Regions from separate parts of the Homo sapiens genome. Here region 1 is linked to region 2. A link is an interaction called in ENCODE POLR2A ChIA-PET data of the cell type or tissue named here. Cell type or tissue: GM12878. All regions are shown on one strand. Links, peaks and the distances in the headings refer to the core of each region. The heading gives the core; the rest is flanking DNA. Region 1 has its middle 9.4 kb from the start of SNRNP200. Region 2 overlaps TMEM127 (transmembrane protein 127).

Region 1 (4,387 bases), core at 85-4,084, 60 kb after region 2:
AGAGCTGAGCTTCAGAAAGGTTATTCTCACAGTGCTGGGTGTGGAGTCCTAATTAAGGAAAAGGAGTCAGGCTGGCGGGACCAAAGGAAAGCAAAAAGAGAAAACAGATAAGCCATGAGTCTGCCACTGCACCCGGCCTATCTGGTGTGTTTCTAAACAGGCTTGTTCCCTTCCAGGTCTTCACTTTAGGAGGCAATGGTCTTTTTTAACCAAGAGGCAGTTTCATGAGGTGGTTAAAAGTATAGACTCTTCTGGTAGACCATCTGGGTTCAAATCCCAGCTTCACCCCTTACTACCTGTGTGATCTTAGGCCTATTTTTAGCTACTCTGGGCCTAACAGGGATAGTTTTACCTACGCCATAGGGTTGTCTGGCACCTAGAACCATGCCAGGAAATAGCAAGTGTAAGGTTTTATCCAACAGCGCTGTTTCCTAAAAACATTTCTAAACACTCTGTGTTTGGAGGCAATTTTATGACTCACAAAGGAAAACTGCCCCATTCTTGGTCATATCTATCCTTTCTTATCCCAAATGATCTTACCCAACCTGATGGCCCTTCCACCCAGTAAACTTGGTTCTGAATGACTGCTGACTGTTTCCCAAACTCCAGGCCTCATGCAGAGATAACAGGTTGCCAGCACTGGGTATATTCAATAACATGACTAGGTTGGGTGGCTGTTCCCAGAATGCTGTCAGCTGGCCTCAAGTGATCCACCTGCCTTGGCTCCCAAAGTGCTGGGATTATAGGTGTGAGCCACCATGCCCAGCCACCACCAACTTTTTAATAAGCCAGTAAGGCTGGGCATAGTGGCTCATTCCTCTAATTTCAGAACTTTGGGAGGCTGAGGCAGGAGGATTGCTTGAGCCCAGAAATTTGAGACCAGCCTGGGCAACATAGTGAGACCCTGCCTCTAAAAAACAGTTTTAAAAAAATAAGCCAACAGACGTGGATACAGTGCCCTCCATGCACTGGTGACTGTGCCTATTGTGAAGAGGGTCACCAAGCATAAGCTCTTCTTGGAGGCAGACAGAGGCAACTGAGGGCAGGTTTAGTGAAAGCCTCAAGTGCGAATTCCTGCCAGAGCCCAACACAGGATGGGCAATCTTTGAGCTGATGGTGTTATCCTCAGTTCTCCATGCATTGTGCCTGGCACCCCACAGTTGCCTCTCATAATAGACATCTGCACTCTTCAGACAGATGACAAGTTGCCCGCCCTTCCAACAGCAGCACAGTCTAGTGGCATTGCTTCTGGCCTTAGCCAGTGCTGCAGCATTGGGGCAATAAATATTTTGTTGCATTTCACCCTGATTATTAAATGGGTGGGATTCTTTTTGAGATGGGATCTGGCTCTGTTGTCCAGGCTGGAGTGCAGCAGTGCAATCATAGCTCACTGTAACTTCAAACTCCTGGGCTCCAGTGATCTTCCCACCTCAGCCTCCACAGCCTGTAGCTGAGACTACAGGCACATGTCACCATGCCAGGTTAATTTGTTGGTTTGTTTTTGTTTGTTTGTTTGTAGAGATAGGGTCTTGCTTTGCTGTCCAGGCTAGTCTTGAACTGCTGGCTTCAAGCGATCCTCCCACCTTGGCCTCCCAAAGCACTGGGATTACAGGCCTGAGCCACCATGCCTGGCCTGAATGGGTACTTTTAAAAACGAAAACTGATGATATTAGTGAAAAAGCAAAGGTTTTATAATTTACTACGGTTGGAAGTCAATAAGCAGGCCAAAAGTAACAAACCTTTGCCACACTAGTTGGGGCTCATTGGACTTAAGCCAATCCCTAATGTATTCGGTTGGAGAGTAAAATGAGAGTATGAACAAATGATTTGGAAATGTCATTGAAGAAAATATCTAAAAGGCAAGATGTAATTAGATATTTTATATATATTTTGTCTCAGGACAAAAGAAACTTAAGGGATCCCTTCTCCTTTATAGTGTTTAAGTTCTTTTTTTTTTTTTTTTTTTGACAGAGTCTGGCTGTGGTACCCAGGCTGGAGTGTAGTGGCACAATCTTGGCTCACTGCAATCTCTGCCTCCTGGGTTCAAGTGATTCTCCTGCCTCAGCCTCCCAAGTAGCTGGGATTACAGGCATGGGCCACCATGACCATGCCCAGCTGATTTTTGTATTTTTAGTAGAGACGAGGTTTCACCATGTTGGCCAGGCTGGTCTCAAACTCCTGACTTTCAAGCGATCTGCCCACCTTGGCCTCCCAAAGTGCTGGGATTACAGGTGTGAGCCACCATGCCCGGCTGTGTTTAAGTTCTTATTCAACTAATACATGTCACTTTTTGTACATGTTCAGGAGTGTGATGTAGTCAGAACTGCCTTAATTTCTTTGACCAACTCGAATGATTATATAATTATTGGCATTGGTTGAGTTTATTATGTGCCAGGCATTTAACCTATTTTATTCTTCAGCACCGTCTGAGGTCAGTGTTGGGAAAGGCAATCTGCATGGTCCAGAGCATGCCTGCATGTTCTTGCTGGGTGTGCCAGGAATGCAAGGCCCTGGCCACACTTTCCTAGGCCCTTTCCCAGAGCTGTATGTGTAGTGGGCAACCTTGAGGGATAAGGTAATGTCTTCCATCAGGACAAAGAGAAGAATGGCCATGAAATAGGTAGTTTCCCTGAAATCAGAATTCCTTGTCTGCAATGCAAACCGTACCATGCATAGCATCCACCTGGGCCTCTCCATGTTGCCCCTGTGGGACTTGAGAGAGCAAGGAGAATTGACACAAACAGGATGCTAGTGCTGATTGTTGTGCCATGAGTCATAAATTATTCTGTCTCTGACCCAGGAGTCTTGTGTCTTCTGCCAGCATCCATGAAACAGCAACAGTAACTATCTTTTAAGTAGGGTAAAATTCCAGACTTTTGACAGTTTGGATGGAAAGGATTTAATGTTGTCATAACTATGGGGCAGCAAGCCTTGCAGCCACAGCCAAAAGGCAACATGATTGTGGGTGCTGAGTCACTGGGTCCCTAAAACTGAGACAAATGGCATCAGCAATGAGGATATAGAGCTTCCAGTGGACCGAAAGCACTGGAGCGTGCAAAATCTTGTTTATTGGAACAGAGCTGCTCTCTCCCTTTGTGCGACTGATTCTTTGGACCCCTCCCCAACCTCAGCTATGTTAAGGAAAAAGCTGAGTATGTTGGGGAACTTCACGGAAGGGGCTTTGTTACAGGAACCCAAGTCACCATCCTCCCCGGTCCTGTGGCAGGAAGCGGTGCTAGGCGCAGCTGGAGTGGTTTTAGAGCAGCCTGAAATAAAAGACACTCAGTCCCTCAGGGCCAGAATCAGAGGAGGCTGTGGCCAGAAAAATCCCAGCTACTGGATGAGCCTGAGGACAAAGCCTAGGCAGGCAAACACAGCCAGAAACTAAAGGGCATCACAAACAGGAAATCTGACGCTGGCAACATAAAGGGGTCACCACCTCAGTAGAAGCAGGGACCAGAGCCCTTCAAGAGTGAATAGATGGACACACAGACCCTCCACCCCCTCCTCATCCACATGGAGGGAACTCCACTCCCTCTACAACTCAGGGCCCCAAATTCTACATGGTTTCTGTGGAAGCAAGTCCTCATGGATCTAGTTTTAGTCCCTGGAGAGCTGGTCTCTTGGCCCCTGGATAAGGTGAAAACCTGGTAGGCACTAGAAAAGACTGCCCTTCCCTTGTTCCCCGCTATTTGTCCTTCCCATTCCCACTTAGTTCCTTTGTCTTTTCTCCATTCTACATGCTCTGTCTCAACGTGGGACTAAAATATATATTGTTATTAGTTACAGGGTTATTGATTAAGTTTTGGTTTCTAAACTTGCTCTTAAAATGCAGTTGCATTGAACATTTGATTTGCCTTTCTTTATTATTATTATTAAGACAAAGTCTCACTCTAACCCCAGCTGGAGTGCAGTGATGCGATCATAGCTCATTGCAACCTCCAACTTCAACTCCCGGGCTCAGGTGAGCCTCCTGCCTCAGCCTCCCAAGTGGCTAGGACCACAGGCACTCGCCACCATGTCCAGTTAATTTTTTAATTTTTATTTTTGTAGAGATGTCAGGGAGGGGGGTCTGGCTATGTTGCCCAGGCTGGTCTCGAACTCCTGGGCTCAAACTATCCTCTGGCCTCAGCTTCCCAAAGTGATGGGATTGCAGGTGCAAGCCACCCTTCTGACTTGTCTTCCTTCAGAAAACACTGAATTGCTTGGTACTATCTGGGTCTCCAGTACTTTATCTATAAATAGGGATAATGTTGAAAAGATCAAATTAGTTAATACACATAAAACACCTACAATGGTGACTGCTGTTGTTGCCCTTCATTGAGGTGTGATCTGTGATGTAGTCTCCCCATCCTAGAACATCCCCAGCCCATGTCATAAACAGATG
Region 2 (4,321 bases), core at 1-4,000:
CCCTCTGGGTTCCACGAGAAGGCCCCAGGGAGTCACCGTCACTGAGAGGGAAGGGGCCAGGGAAGGGAGGCTGCATTCTACTGGGAGAGACTCGGGGAGGGACTACCATGGGCTTGGAAGGAGCTACAGCCCCAAATATTGCAGAGCCAAAAGGAATGGGATACATGTCTAAAAAGTGACAACAGTCTTGTCCCTATTTTAAAAACAGAATATTGTTGCTGTTGCCTGGTTTCATTTTTTTCCTTTTAAAACCACTCATATTTAAAAGGTGAAGGGCTGGGAGATGTAGTCCCCTTCACTCTGGTCCTTGATAGGCACCAGGGGGCCTCAGTCTCACGCTGGCTCCTGCTCTCCTTGCCTGGGCTCCAGCCACATGAAGCAAGGGCAGAGAGGGTTGCAACTGCTCTGCCTTCCCAACAGCGATTCCCTCTCCCCATAAAACCAGGGCACACGTGAGGAGAAGTCCAAAGAGTAAAGTGCACAGAACTCCCCGGAGCAGGTGGCCTGGGGGCGGGTCACTCCGAGAAGGAAGGGGTCTGGGGGGCGTCAGCCCAGAGCTACAGCTGTGGAGCAAACACTGATCCCTGTGAAGTGAGCCTCCAGGGCACAGTCCCCTTTCCCTTGGGCCCTTTGACACTTGTTTTTGGGACTGTCCGCTCTCAGCAGCTCTCCAAGGAAAGTCTCGGTCCCAAAGATATCGCCCATGCTGGAGGAAACTTGGATGACCTTCCCTGGCTGGTAATGACTCGTGAATGTGAAGGGGGCAGGATGTGGCAGGAGGGAAAGAGTACATTATAGAAAACCAGTGGACCTCCGGTTCTGAGAGCAGGGATACTTGGATGACCCTAAAGGCAGAGTCTCTCCTGGGGAAGGTTTGGAGAAGATGGTCAGGATCCTACCAGTGAGGCCTGCTGGGGAAAGGAGCTCCTCTGGGTGCGAGAGGAGCTGCAGAGTTGAGGGAGGGGCTGCCGAGGAAGAGAGCCCAGGGCTGGCATTAGGGTGTGTAAGCAGGGGGTGGCTGGAACTGGTTGATGACCTCATATTCCGCCGGGTAGGGCTCGTTCTCTTCCATCTCTGAGAGCAGCTCCAGCGCCTGCTCCTCTTCCTCTGTGGGGTAGTGGCGCAGGAGGTTGGCTGCCGTGGCCAGGATTGAGGCTCCACCAGCTCCTGCCACCAGGTAGAAGCTAACGGCGAAGGTGACATAGACCTGGGATCCATGGTACTTCTTATGCTGCTGCTGCTGGGCCAAGATGAGTTCAGAAGCCCAATAAGAAAAGCCAATGACGGTGGCACACTGCAGAACTAGGAGACAGAGGGACAGCACAGAAGGGGAATTAGTGAGCACTCCACAGCTAGGATGCTTGAGGACCCAATCACAGCCTCTCTACCCAAACCCCATTCTCAGAGAACCTGCCTGGCCCCAGACTCTGCAAGGAGGAGCTCTCTTGACCATGGGATTCCTGGCCTGAGGTTGGGGACAGCAGTCTGACCTGATCTAGGCCAGTCAGATTCCATCTGTCTTAAGGAGCAAATAGGGTCATGCAGCTTGGGAGCTGGAGTAGGCACACCACAATTCAAACCAGCACAGCAGTGCAGGCACGAGGGAGGACAGCAGCTACATACAAGAAAAGGCGGGTCTGTAGGGAAGCAGGAAGGTGGAGAGGAGAGAATCTGACCAGGAGCTCCAGGGGAGACACGGGAGACTGCCTGGTTCCTTCTTCACTCATGTCAGGTCTGAGCTTCAAATGCCATTTTAGAGAGCTGTGAGCTTCCTTGTGGAATTTCTAGCAACATTTCCCCTCTACAGCTGGGCTGAGTGGGTTTGTGATCCTGGCAAGTTAGCAGCTAGACTGGAGCAGGCTGCTGACACCCTGACACTCTGGGAAAGACTGGAGCTTGGCACATGAGCTCCTGGAAGGGTGCCTGCTCAGAGAAACCAGAGCCCCCACCGGCAACTCAGACAGGATGCCCCCACCCTGTAGCAGTTCCTCTCCCACTGTGAGCAGGCTCACGGCTTACCCGTTAGGATATGGGCGAAGGCATAGCGACGAGTGATCTTCAGAGCAGGATGCTTCGGCCCAAAGACATCCAGAAGGAAAGCGGAGAGACTACACAGGATGCCCAGGAAACAGAAGGCGGCGATGACCCGCAGGAGCAGCACTGTCTGGGGATTCATGCAGAAATCTGTAGAGGGAGAACCAAATTTTCACGGCCCCAAGTAACACTTGGTGCAGGAAGTCCCCACCTAGAAGGAGTTTGATTCCCCTCCACCACAGTCCTGGGAGCCAGGGCAGTTCTGGAGGACGCTGTCTTAGCCCCTGCTCCTGGGTGGTCTGCAGGGTAGCTGGAGCAAATTCCACATTAGCAGAGGCCACTGCTCTCCTGTACCTCAAGTCCTTCTCTTTCCAACAGGACTAGCCTAAGTGCAGGATTCTACTTCACTGTGTATGCCATGCCCTTCTAACCATTTTTAAAGACACTGACAGTTAACCTGACATGTTAATGCATTCTGCTAAAGGATATTTTGAGCTGGCAGGAAAAGCCTGACTTTGGAGCTGAGACAGCCAGAGAGGCTAAGACCATACAGGTCAATTAATGCTGATTCTCCATTTACTCACTCATTCATTCCCTTTTTGTTCCAAAAAGAAGTTGAACTTGAAGATACTATGCTAAGTGAAATCAACCAAATGTAGGACAAATATTTTATAATTCCACTCATATGAGATACCTAGAATAATCAGTTTATAGAGACAGAAAATATAATGGTGGTTGCCAGCAGGTAGGGAGAGGGGAGAACAGGAAGTTATCATTTAATGTGCACAAAGGTTCAGTTTGAAATGATGATAGTTTTGGAAACAGATAGTCATGATGCATGTGCTTAATATCAATGAACTCAACACTTAAAATGGTTATTAATACTTTGGGTGGCTGAGGCAGGAGGATTGCTCGAGGCCAAGAGTCTGAGATCAGCCTGGGCAACATAGTGAGACCCCGTCTCTTTGAGGAAAAAAAAAAAATTAGCTGGGCATGGTGGCGCATGCCTATAGTCTTAGCTCCTTAGGAGGCTGAGGCAAGAGGACTGCTTGCGCCCAGGAGTTACTGTAAGCTATAATCACACCACTGCACTCCAGCCTGGATGACCGAGAGAGACCCTGTCTCTTAAAAAAACAAAATATTGGCCAGGCATGGTAGCTCACGCCTGTAATCCCAGCTCTTTGGGAGGCCGAGGCGGGCAGATCACGAGGTCAGAAGATCGAGACCATCTTGGCCAACATGGTGAAACCCCGTCTCTACCAAAAATACAAAAATTAGCTGGGTGTGATCGCATGCGCCTGTAGTCCCAGCTACTCTGGAGGCTGAGGCAGAAGAATTGCTTGAACCCGGAAGGTGGAGGTTGCAGTGAGCCGAGATTGCACCCCTGCACTCCAGCCTGGTGACAGAGTGAGACTCTGTCTCAAAAAAAAAAAAAAAAATGTTGGCAGGGCACGGTGGCTCACACCTGTAATCCCACACTTTGGGAGGCCAAGGCGGGCAAAACACCTGAGGTCAGGAGTTTGAGACAAGCCTGACCAACATGGGGAAACCCTGTCTCTACTAAAAATACAAAATTAGCCGGGCGTGGTGGTGCATGCCTGTGATCCCAGCTACTTGGGAGGCTGAGGCAGGAGAATTGCTTGAACCTGGGAGATGGAGGTTGCGGTGAGCCGAGATTGCGCCTTCACACTCCAGCATGGGCAACAAGAGAGAAACTCTGTCTCAAAAAAAAAAAAAAAAAAAGTTAAAATGCTAAGTTTTATGTTATGTATATTTTACCACAATTTTAAAAAAAAGTAAAATAAAGAAAAGAGGAAGAAGGAAGTTGCGGCAGTTTAGAGAAATGTGCAGCTACAAGAAAGTATTACATAGATTAGGAAAGTTGGTAGACTATATCACATTTAGTTTAGCTCCCTCCCTGAACTCTACGAGAACAAAAGAATTCTTTTAAAAGGCAACCCACACAAAAAGAAAGGGAGGTATAAAACAAGGTTCCAAAAACTGGAAAGTAAAGGGAAATAGACCTACCTAAAAGGGACTCAGCAGACTCGGCAGAGCTGGGGACAAGCCATCAACAGGAAAAGCTAGGAAGCCACCACATTTATACCACAAAAGCCCCAGAAGCCTTGGACAGTGCCAACGTGCACACGTCAAGGGCATAAATGAAGGAAAAGGAAGAGGCTGAAAGAAAAGACACAGCACTCAAGGGGTTCCTGGGGGTCATGGTGCAGGGAGAGCCCATGACAACAACCACGCAGCAGACACACAGCAACTTGTATTTCCCTCC

Evidence for each region. Peaks named below come from ENCODE experiments on the same cell type or tissue, not always from the same donor. Only the 100,000 strongest peaks of a DNase experiment are listed, where the experiment ranks them.
Region 1: POLR2A ChIA-PET joins it to region 2 with 7 read pairs; 18 of 35 experiments call an interaction of 5 or more read pairs at or near these places.

The regions. Positions count from the first base shown.
Region 1 is chr2:96,312,721-96,317,107 of GRCh38, forward strand. No RefSeq gene overlaps it. Among named protein-coding and RNA genes, the nearest start is that of SNRNP200, 9.4 kb to the left of the region's middle. RefSeq lists an enhancer at 3,308-3,357. In GM12878, for the core only: no CTCF peak of the experiment used is centred there; no DNase peak of the experiment used is centred there; H3K4me3 peaks cover 778 bases; H3K27ac peaks cover 705 bases.
Region 2 is chr2:96,252,814-96,257,134 of GRCh38, forward strand. TMEM127 (transmembrane protein 127) reads right to left here. Exons shown (of 4, transcript NM_017849.4): 3 at 2,020-2,184; 4 at 1-1,302. The coding sequence ends at 995. Among named protein-coding and RNA genes, the nearest start is that of TMEM127, 11 kb to the right of the region's middle. In GM12878, for the core only: no CTCF peak of the experiment used is centred there; no DNase peak of the experiment used is centred there; H3K4me3 peaks cover 50 bases; H3K27ac peaks cover 153 bases.